Regions from separate parts of the Homo sapiens genome. Here region 1 is linked to region 2. Evidence: chromatin loops called from intact Hi-C (ENCODE). Cell type or tissue: IMR-90. All regions are shown on one strand.

Region 1 (5,000 bases), 54 kb after region 2:
CACATGAGACAACTGAGGTTTAGTGAAGTCAAAAAACTGCCTGGAATCACATTTAAAATGTGGTGGTAGAGCCAGGCCTGGCTGATCCAAATAGTCATGCATGGTCTACTTTCCCCCACTTCCTCTTAATGAAGAGCCAGTCAACTTATTGAGTCTGGATGTCTCATAGCTTAGTGGCATGGGAGTAGCTGGAAGGTTGCCAGCCATGGGAAAAGCCAAAGTTTGCCAGGTAGCTAGTAGCCAGTCGGTGGGCCAATCTGACTCTCTCCCCAGGACTGGCAAGAGTTCCACACAGTCTGGTCCTTTACATCTCCCTTGGGACTCCAACTTCGCACTGCACACTTACCCTCAGCCCAAGAAGCCTCTTCTCTTTTCCAGCAAATTTATGAACTGGCTGCTCAGACCATTCTCCCCATGGGAGGACAGGAATCCAAATCTGCGATTTGAGTAAACAGCTCCATTTCCCTTCACTATTATATTCTCCTGCTTCCCAAAAGGGGTCCAAAGTAACGTGGTGAATAAAGAGTAGGCTTTATTCATATAATAAAGTTGAACACTCCATGCAAAGTCTCTGTTCATGAGGAGTGTGACAAAAAGTTCATGAGAAGCCCTTTGTTTGATGTATAAAATGAATTCTGTTCAATATTGCTAATTTTAAAGCCTCATCACCATTCTAATTAATATACTAATATACTCACCTTAATACTCTATAATTAATGAATTATAGACCTCTTTAAGAACTCCTTCAAAGGACAATCTTTCAGAATCAAATTCTTCCTTGTCCCTTGCAGAAATGGCCCACAACACTATTTTCTTACTTCCCACCTTCTGACTGTACTTCTGCCACTTCTTGAAGAAAGCACTCTAGCCATAAATCCCAACTAGACCCTAGATAGTGGTCCCTTGGTCAGCCATCAACTTTAGCTCTCACCACCTCTCCTCTACCTGCAGGGCTCTGTGCAGGTTGCCCTTTTAGCTATAGACTGTGTATAAACAGAACTTCCTACATGCACCTTGGGACTCATGTGTTAAAAGCCCTTATTTTATACAAGGTAATCCTAGTGGTAGTAGCCAAATAGAGACATGGAGATAAATTTACAAGACAGCTTTGCTTCTTCCTCATAATTCATTGAGCGAAACAAGACTGTAAGAATAGCAACAACAAAGGATGATTTATAATTTCTACTCTACATGTCACCATGGCAAGATATATAAGTGACTTTCATAGAACAGATTTAAAAGTTACAAGGCAGTTATCAGCAAATTAACATGTGTACTTTGCTTCAGAATTTATCATCATTGTAGTTAGTGCACAGGGTTTGGAATCAGGCTAGCTGGGTTTACATTTTGGTTCTGACACTTGCTAGCTATGTAACCTTAGGTTAGTTATTTAACCTCCCAACATCGTCATCTATAAAATAGGGCTAATAGCACCTACCTTATTGAGTTATGAGGATTAAATGAGTTAATGAATGTCAAATACTTAAAACCATGCTTGGCACATAGTAAGCATCCAATGAATGTTTGCTATTATCACCACCACCTCCATTATCATCATGTTTAGTAATAACTGAAATTATCATGGTACTATCAGACCAGGGCCCAAAAATGAATTAAACATTAAACTAATTTTAGTACAAATAGGATAACAGTCACTGAAGTAAAACTTGAAAGAACACTGATATTTACTTTATATTCATCATCTTGCAAAACTGGTTAAAAAAAATGGGAAGGCACAATAAAAGTTTAATCAACGAGTAAAAATTTTTGATGGCTAAATAGAGGAACTTTGTATATTGTATTCAAGAGTAAATGAGAATGTGAAGCATTCTGAAAAACTACAAAATGCTGTATTAAAATAGGATATTATTAAAGAGAATAGATTCCACTTTAAAATGTTTTACAAGGTAAATGTTATTTTATTTTATACTTTCAACTACCTTACTGAAAAATCTACACCTATCATCTCAAGAAAATGGGATAATAAGCAACCTAACCAAGGTCATTCAGGGCTCCATCCTCAGTGAGTCACAATCAGAACATGAAGATAAGAATGTGAAGGAGAAACTGACATTCTTGCATGCTGTTTGGTGCATCCACAAAGAATGCAAAAGATGTAGAAGTGGAAGTTGTAAGAATATCCATGAATTAAAAATCAGATTGGCTTCACTCTGCTTTTTAGGAGGCAAAGGGGCAAAAAAAAAAAAAAAAAAAAAACAAAGACAAAAACAAAAAACAGTTCTTTAGTCAACCAGAAGTCGGTTCAATTAGAACTTTCTCAATTAGAAATGGAGCAGTAGCTCTAGAAAAAAAACAGAAGACTGTGTGGCAAGAAAAAAAGAAAGCTACAGATGAATTTTGGTTAATGAGTAGAAACCTAACAGAACTCAGGTGATGGGTCAGTGCAAGGACCTATAAATGACCTTGCTATGCTCAGTAAGCAGAGAAGTTCAGGAAATCTGTGAAGCCTCTGAACTGGAGAAAAAAAAGATAGAATATTGTCAAGAAATGGTAGAGAGAGAAAACTAAATGCCTGAGCAGAGTTAAATTAAGTCAAGCTGGAGTCAGCATATCATCTCTGTGCCTATAAATTATCTCTAGGCATCTAGGGTCTCACAGTGTGGCTGAGCAGCTTCTACCCTAAAGGAGTAAATTTCTCTGTTGAAATTTAGGAGAAAGATTTAGGCCTCATATTGTAATCTTCAGAAGAGAAACTCTTGAACTCTTGAATGGTGGTATTAGAATAGAGTCAAGAAAAGAACTAGAGTAAGTGTTCTCTGTGAGGAGGCTAGAGGCTAGGTTAGTTACAACAGTGACAGACTGAATCCAAAGCATTATCTTTGGGCACAAAGATCAGCATGTTTGGCAGCAGTAAGCTGTAAAAAAGAAAGAAGGCAAGAAAAGGAAAGAAAGTTGTTTGACTGCTATTATCTCATGTACTCTTATGTAGCTTAAGATCAATAGAATACTGTATTGTAGTTATAAAATATATACACATCAAAGTAAATACTCTCAAACCACTCATTTACGGTGCAGCTCCTTAAAAATAATCCATCCATCATATGTGGTCCTGATCAACAAACTTACTTAGATATTTATGGAAGCTGCAGTATTTTTCAAACTACATCTTAAGAAATCCAAAATTGTGTGGCACTGTCTCAGGAGCCCCTGGGTTGTGGAGTGGGGCGGGTAATGGGGGAGAGGGAAATCAAACAAGCAGGGCTAAAAATACTCCTCTGCTTCTTAAATCAGAAAAGCTTTGCTTTTATCTGTTTTATATAACAGGGATTCATGTAAGATTTCATTTGATAAAAGACTACTGGTAAGGTGGGAAAAGCATAGGCAAGACTAGGTTTGAACTGTGTCACTGCTATTTACTTACTCTGTGACTTGGGAAAATTACCTAAACTCTCTGAATCTTAGTTTCCTCTTTTATAAAATGGGATGAATAATATTTACAAATTGTTGTATGAAGTAAATAAGATAAAGTATGTAAAACACATACCATGAGACTTTAGCACATAGCAGGCACTAGCTGTTAGTTCCTTTTCTGAAAGACATGGAATATAGAGATAGATAGATTAGATAGACAGATAGATAGATAGATAGATAGATAGATAGATAGATAGAGAGATAGAGAGAGAGAGAGAGATGGGTTTTGGGGTTTTTTTGTTTGTTGGTTTTTCAGACAGGATCTTAACTGTGTAGTGGCACAATCGCTGCTCACTGAAGCCTTCCTGGGCTCAGGTGATTCTCCTACCTCAGTCTCCTGACTAGCTGGGACTACAGGCATATGCCACTAAGCCCAGCTAATTTTTTGAATTTTTTATAGAGACAAGGTCTCACTATGTTGCCCAGGTTGGTCTGAAATTCCTAAGCTCAAGAAATACACCTGCTTCGGCCTCCCAAAGTGCTGGGATTACAGGCGTCAGCCACCGTGCTTGGCCAATAGATGTTTAAATAAATAAATAAATAAATTTGTATAAAAAATATATATTTGTCTGTGTGTGTGTGTGTGTGTACATATAGTTGTAGAAGCTTCTGCAGACAGCTCTTCTGTAACTTGCAGTCATTCGAAAGATATACTGAGCAAGAATTTGGAGGTCAGCAGCATCACTCTCTTCAGCATTTCCAGGCCATGGCTGCCGTACTATCTGCTAGCATAAATCCTCAGCATTCAGCTACAGTTCTTCCTTCCTCTATATTTTCAACAGTTACTATCAGTAGTTTTCATTAGCTCCTCAAAGCTATATTGCAAAGAATTTAAATATTATTATCATTTTAATAAACTAGGTCAGTTCACAAAAGCAACCAACCACAAAAGCACTTTAAACAAATAAGACTCACCGACTGAGATTAAAAGGAGCTTTAGAGTGGATCCACGCAACACCTTTTTTTGCCATGAGAGATGAAGTAACCTCATCAAACTGGCAGAGTAATCAACTAGCAAAATTCCCAGATGATTGTAGTAGCTCTTGAACACATACCATGCTGATTAGCTCATGTTGCATGTTGCATGAACAATACATGGCAGAGAAAAGCTAAAAGTCAGTGGGAACACTATGCCAATTTAATGTCATTAACATTCCAGAAACCTACAATAACAAATACTAATTGCAAAATATGGAATGAAATGCCTACATTAAATCTTACGATCCTAATTCCACCATTGTGTGACATTGGGCAAGTTACTTAACCAAAGACTATTTCTTCACGTTTGAAATAAGGTGGCAATACCTGCCTCAAGGCCTTGTTATGAACAATATCTCTTCGTGGTATTCTTGCCAAAAATCCATAACCTCAGTCTAAACACAAAGAAAAATCAGACAAACCTAAACTGAGAGACATTCTACAAAATAACTGACTGGTTCTCTTCAAAAGTGCCAAGGTCATGAAGGAGAAAATGTATGCATTAGAAGAGACATGAAAGCTAAATGCATTGTGGGACCCTGGATTTGATCTTGGACTAAGGAAAGGGACAGTGAAAAAACTAGTGAAAT
Region 2 (5,000 bases):
ATAGCAGCAATAATTTACTGAACAACTATGTTGCAAGCATTTATGCCCAGTGCTTTACATATATTAATGCATTTAATCATTTTAATACCTAATATGGTAGGCATATTATTACCTCCAGTTTATAGATGAGAGACGTGAGGCTCACAGATTTAACTAGATTGCCCATGGTCACACAGCTAGTAAGTGGTGGAGTTGAGGTTTCAGGCCAGATATCACTGACTTCAAAGCCCATGTATGCTCTCTCTACTAGCTACTATGCTTTGCTTAGCTACCATCTATTAAGACTTTATTATATTCATTGTATTAATTTTGCAACTTTTCAGTCAGTTTAAAAATTTGCAAAATAAAAAATTACAGGGACAAAAAAGACCATTATTATACAGGTATCTTAATGTATTATGAGCCAAGTTTCTCTAGTGTATATATCTAGGAGTAGAATTGCCGAGTCATAAGGTATGTATACGTATCTTCAATTGTAGTACTTCAATATAGTGAACTATTCCTAAGTATGTAACATTATACACTTTCTACCAAGTTCCTGTTGTTCCATATCCTCATCAACACTTGGTATTAGCAGTCTTTTTATTTTTAGCTAATCTGATGGAAATGAGGTAGAATCTCATTATGGTTTAACTCTCTTTGATTATTAAAGAAGTTGGGAACTCTTTTTATGATTACTACCTATTTTTACCTCCTATTCTATGAAGAGCCTATTTAAATTATTTTGCCTGTTTTTCTCAGATTGGATTGTCTTGTATTGATTTCAGAATCTGTACATATTCTAGATGCTAATATTTTGTCAATTACATGTAGGGCATATATTGTCTTATTGTATGGCTGTCTTCTATTTATATTATCTTTTGACAAAGATAAGTACTTAATTTTATGAATCAGATATATAACTTCTGATAACAGATTATTGTATCATAGAAGAAATCTTTCAATACCCTGCAGTTATGAAGGTGCACGTGTGTGTGTGTGTGTGTGTGTGCATATATGGATACATACATATAGCTAGACACACACACACACACATATGCATATACAAAATGTGTGTGTGTGTGCACTTTGAAGTTTTATCTTTACTCTTCACATTTAGGTCTGTATCCATCTGGAGTTTTTTTGCATATGGTGTGAGGTAAGCATCTAATTTCTTCTTTTTTTCCTATATGAATATCTGATTATTCTAGCACCATTTATTGAAAAGACTGTCTCTTCCCACTGCTTTGAAATTCCATCGCCATCATAAATCAAGGATCCCTCTATGAAGAATCTGGTAAGGGTCTGGTCTTTCAATTCTGACTCATTAGTCTATCTGTCTGTCACTGTGTCAGTATAACATTGATTTTTAAAAATATGTCTTGGAACCTGCTAAAGTGAGGCTTTCAACCTTCTTTTTCTTCAAGAGTACTTTATCCATCCTTGGCCCTTTATACGTATCAATATATTTTAGAATCATCTTGTCAAGTCTCAAGAGAAAAAAAAACCCTGTTCATTTTTTGCTGCTTCTTTTTAGATCAGATTAGAAGCTGCAATTGCTGGTTGGGGTTGCTGACTGAGATCACACTGCATCTATAGATTGTTTCGGGGAGAACTGACATCTTTATAATATTGAGTCCTCCAATCCAGGAAGCCACAAGCCATGTTAAGTCTTTTTTATACCTAATGCTAGCTCCTGAGAGCTAATCTACTTTTGATATGTGAGTGCCAAGGTTACTTAAATTTGGCACTTCCTTTTCCCCAAGTATTCCAAATCCTACAAATATAGTCTATTTTCCTCTCAACTCCTAAGATGATAGCCCTAAAATAGAATGCTACATCATAGTTCCATGGTCCAGAATTGTGCTTGATCCAGGAACTGAGGAGGAAACCCAAATGATCTGTGGCTCTGAGGATATGAAAAATATCTTTCAGGTAATTGAGAACAAATATAATCTTACACTCAAAATCACAAACACACACATAAAAGGCTTTCAAGTGATGAAATCCCCAAATCATAATCTAGAAACAATATTTTTAAAATAATTCCTACTTGAGAATTGAGAGAGAGAGAGAAGTTAGCATAGAATGAGTACCTATTAGCGAGGCTTCCTCCAGGACCTAGGAACCCTAACCAGCTCTGGATTCCTGATATGGGAATAAGCAAAGGAATTTTCAGTGCAGTAAGAAATGATTAATGGGCTTTAGGGACTGATTGATGAAGAGAGAAAGCAAAGCAGAAAAACAAACTCTGAAGTTAATAAATGGAAAGGAAAAAAATACCATCCTGAAATACTTGACCTAGGAAGATAAGGGACTGTTTATGGTAATGTAAAGGGTTATAAAGACCAGGAATTTTAAGTTGAAAATAATAGGAATATTTTCACATATATTCCTCCATCTTCAAACTCAGAAATTATTCCCCAGGAGAAATGGAGAAAACAAATTCTTGAGAAAACTAGAAGAGAAAAGCACCAGAGAAGAGACTGTGGGAAAAAAGTATTGTGACCAGTGGGAATGGGCTAGAAATGATCTAATACATCTTTTCCATTCTCTAGTTCCTGGGATTCTATACATTAGTGCAGAGGGAATGATATTATCAAGCAATGAGACCAACGAGAAGTGTTTTGTTCAATTTTCAAGGCGCTGTTAAAAAAATACAGCCTCTAAATGGGAACTGGATACCTGGTCTTAAAAATATACAGAGAGCATCCTGCTCTTCTGCAGTGAGTTTATGTTCCCGTCTGTTCCCTCTGCAGGAGTCAGCAGGCGGCCTGACGGCATGGCAGGGGAGACATGCCAGGTACCATGAAATCATGGGGTTGGAATGTGGAGTTTGGGTGGTGGGAGGATGGGGGTTCTGTGTTCAAAAGCACTAGAGTTAGAAAAGAATGAAAACGAAAGGAGCTTGGGCTTCCCATGGGTTTGGACAAGAGACAAACCACAAAGAAAACAGCTTCTAGCCTAGCCCACAGGCATTCATTCAAGGGGAAGCCTGGAGCATCAACCTACAATTCCATCACAGTATGCAGAGGATTAAAAAAGAAGCATGTTAGAAAGTAGGTCTTCATTTCATTTCAGGCATATTTCCCTGGTAAATGCCACTTCCAGCCTATACATTTATTGGCTCATTTTTATAACAGAACCAGCAGTACCAAATCCCTGGGGAGCTTCAGCTCTAGGATTTGACATATACTAGAAGAGAGGGTGGGTATTCAAATCAAAGGTAGAGCATACTTATCATTTTGACAGACATAGCTGAAACTATTCCTGTTGTAAGGTACTGAGCACATCCAAAATGTGTAATTTCCTTAATTTTCTTACTGTACTCAAAAGCAATTGAAAATTCCCAAGTTATTAATTATGGCAAAAGAATTTTTGTGATTAGGAGAGCTTCTGTCTTTAATTTCAAGTGAATAAGATCCATCAAAAGAAGGCTGCCTACTAGCTTTGAAACACTTTCAGCTTCAGTACAGTGGTGAGAAACAGACTTCAACTAAAGATTTCAAGACTCTTCTTACAAAGTCCTGCTTGTATCCAGCTGTAACAGCAATTGTTCATTCATCACACTTGTTTTAACTACAGTCAAAGGTAAACCACAAACTTGGCTCAATGGCCACACTATGTCTTATTGGTTACATAAATGGCATTTTATCACAGATTGTAATAAAAAAGTATTCAATAACATTACCAGGTAATTGGGATGAAAATCTCTTTCTATAAGTCTATTTATTCTTCTCATTGTATATAAATTTTAAAATATTGTTTAAAGCTGTCACTCCTTAGCTCTGTTAGTGTTTCTCAATTCTATCATCTACATTGCCCTACTATTTCAATCCTACATTCCTGAAATTATCTTCAACATTTTCTTGAAAATGCCTCTATTGGCAATTAAGGATTGAAGAGCTGAAACAGAGAAGACCCGGCGTGACACTGGTGCTCCTCTGAAGGTTTGGCCATGCCTCAGCATTGTTCTGCTACAGTCAGCTCTTTCCTCCGGAAAGCACTGGAGAGTCCAGGTCTGTTAAGAAATGCTCACTCAGCACCAAGAAAAATGGGTTCATCATTTCTAAGCATCTGCTTAGAAATAAAACCAGATGCTCAGACCTAGGAATCAATAGAGTAAATATTAATTCAGTATAAGAGAAAGAAGGTCCTACATCACCTCCAAATAAGAAAAAATATGGAGGCCAACAATTAAAACTGAAGGAAAAATATTTTTAAAAAGAAAGAAAAAGGAGTGACTAACCAATTAGACTGTGAGCTCCTTAAGGGCATAAATGATAAGCACTTAATATGTATTGTTAGTTCAGTAAAAGAGTTTAAAAGGAATCAACTTAATTCTTAAAAATATTCCCCCACAGGCTTATTTAGGCCATTTTCAAATTTCAAGAGTTACACATCTATTTTCCTTACACGTGCTGTACCTACCATCCTTCTATCATGTGATGGAATGCTTTTGCACATGTATTTTCCTTCTTGTGATGAAATTTAGCTATCAGAAACATGCCCTGGCCCTTTCATGTACTTCATCTCATGTAGTGAAGGTAGGAATCATAGGCATCATTTTCTAGGGAAGGACACTGCTAAGTTAAATAACCTGCATAAAGTCACAGGCAGGTGAGTCAGATCTGGATCTGAGCTCTTGCCACTGGACTCCAAATTCTATATTCCTTCCATCACACTGAACTGAATGCAATTTAGAACTTCTTGGCTTCAAGCATCCCACTCCCACCCAACCCCTCTCCCCAACACACTTCTCAGAAGGGGAAAGTGTACCATGGAGATGTTAATGAAAAGGCCAAGGGCATACAACTAGTGGCACAGCTGGAGCCACAATTCAGAACTCCAGTGCTCTGGCCACCACACCACATAATGTTCTTCCCCAGGTGCCATGTTTTGAAGGTGTGACCCCCTCAAAATTCAAATTGAAAATCCCCACTGTGGTAGTATTAAAAGGCAGGGCCTTTTAGAAAGTGATTAAGTCATGAGGGTTCTGTCTCATGGATGGATTAATGCCC

Evidence for each region. A loop is a pair of places that touch in the nucleus more often than their neighbours do. Peaks named below come from ENCODE experiments on the same cell type or tissue, not always from the same donor. Only the 100,000 strongest peaks of a DNase experiment are listed, where the experiment ranks them.
Region 1: it touches region 2 in a loop (2.9-fold over the local background); 9 of 110 quality-filtered maps call a loop at or near these places.

What each region holds. Positions count from the first base shown.
Region 1 is chr1:119,132,125-119,137,124 of GRCh38, forward strand. All of the region lies in intron 1 of WARS2 (tryptophanyl tRNA synthetase 2, mitochondrial), which reads right to left. Among named protein-coding and RNA genes, the nearest start is that of WARS2-AS1, 5.8 kb to the right of the region's middle. In IMR-90, no CTCF peak of the experiment used is centred here; a DNase peak (open chromatin) is centred at 2,067; H3K27ac peaks cover 136 bases.
Region 2 is chr1:119,077,930-119,082,929 of GRCh38, forward strand. All of the region lies in intron 1 of WARS2 (tryptophanyl tRNA synthetase 2, mitochondrial), which reads right to left. Among named protein-coding and RNA genes, the nearest start is that of WARS2-IT1, 33 kb to the left of the region's middle. In IMR-90, no CTCF peak of the experiment used is centred here; DNase peaks (open chromatin) are centred at 2,862 and 3,552; H3K4me3 peaks cover 174 bases.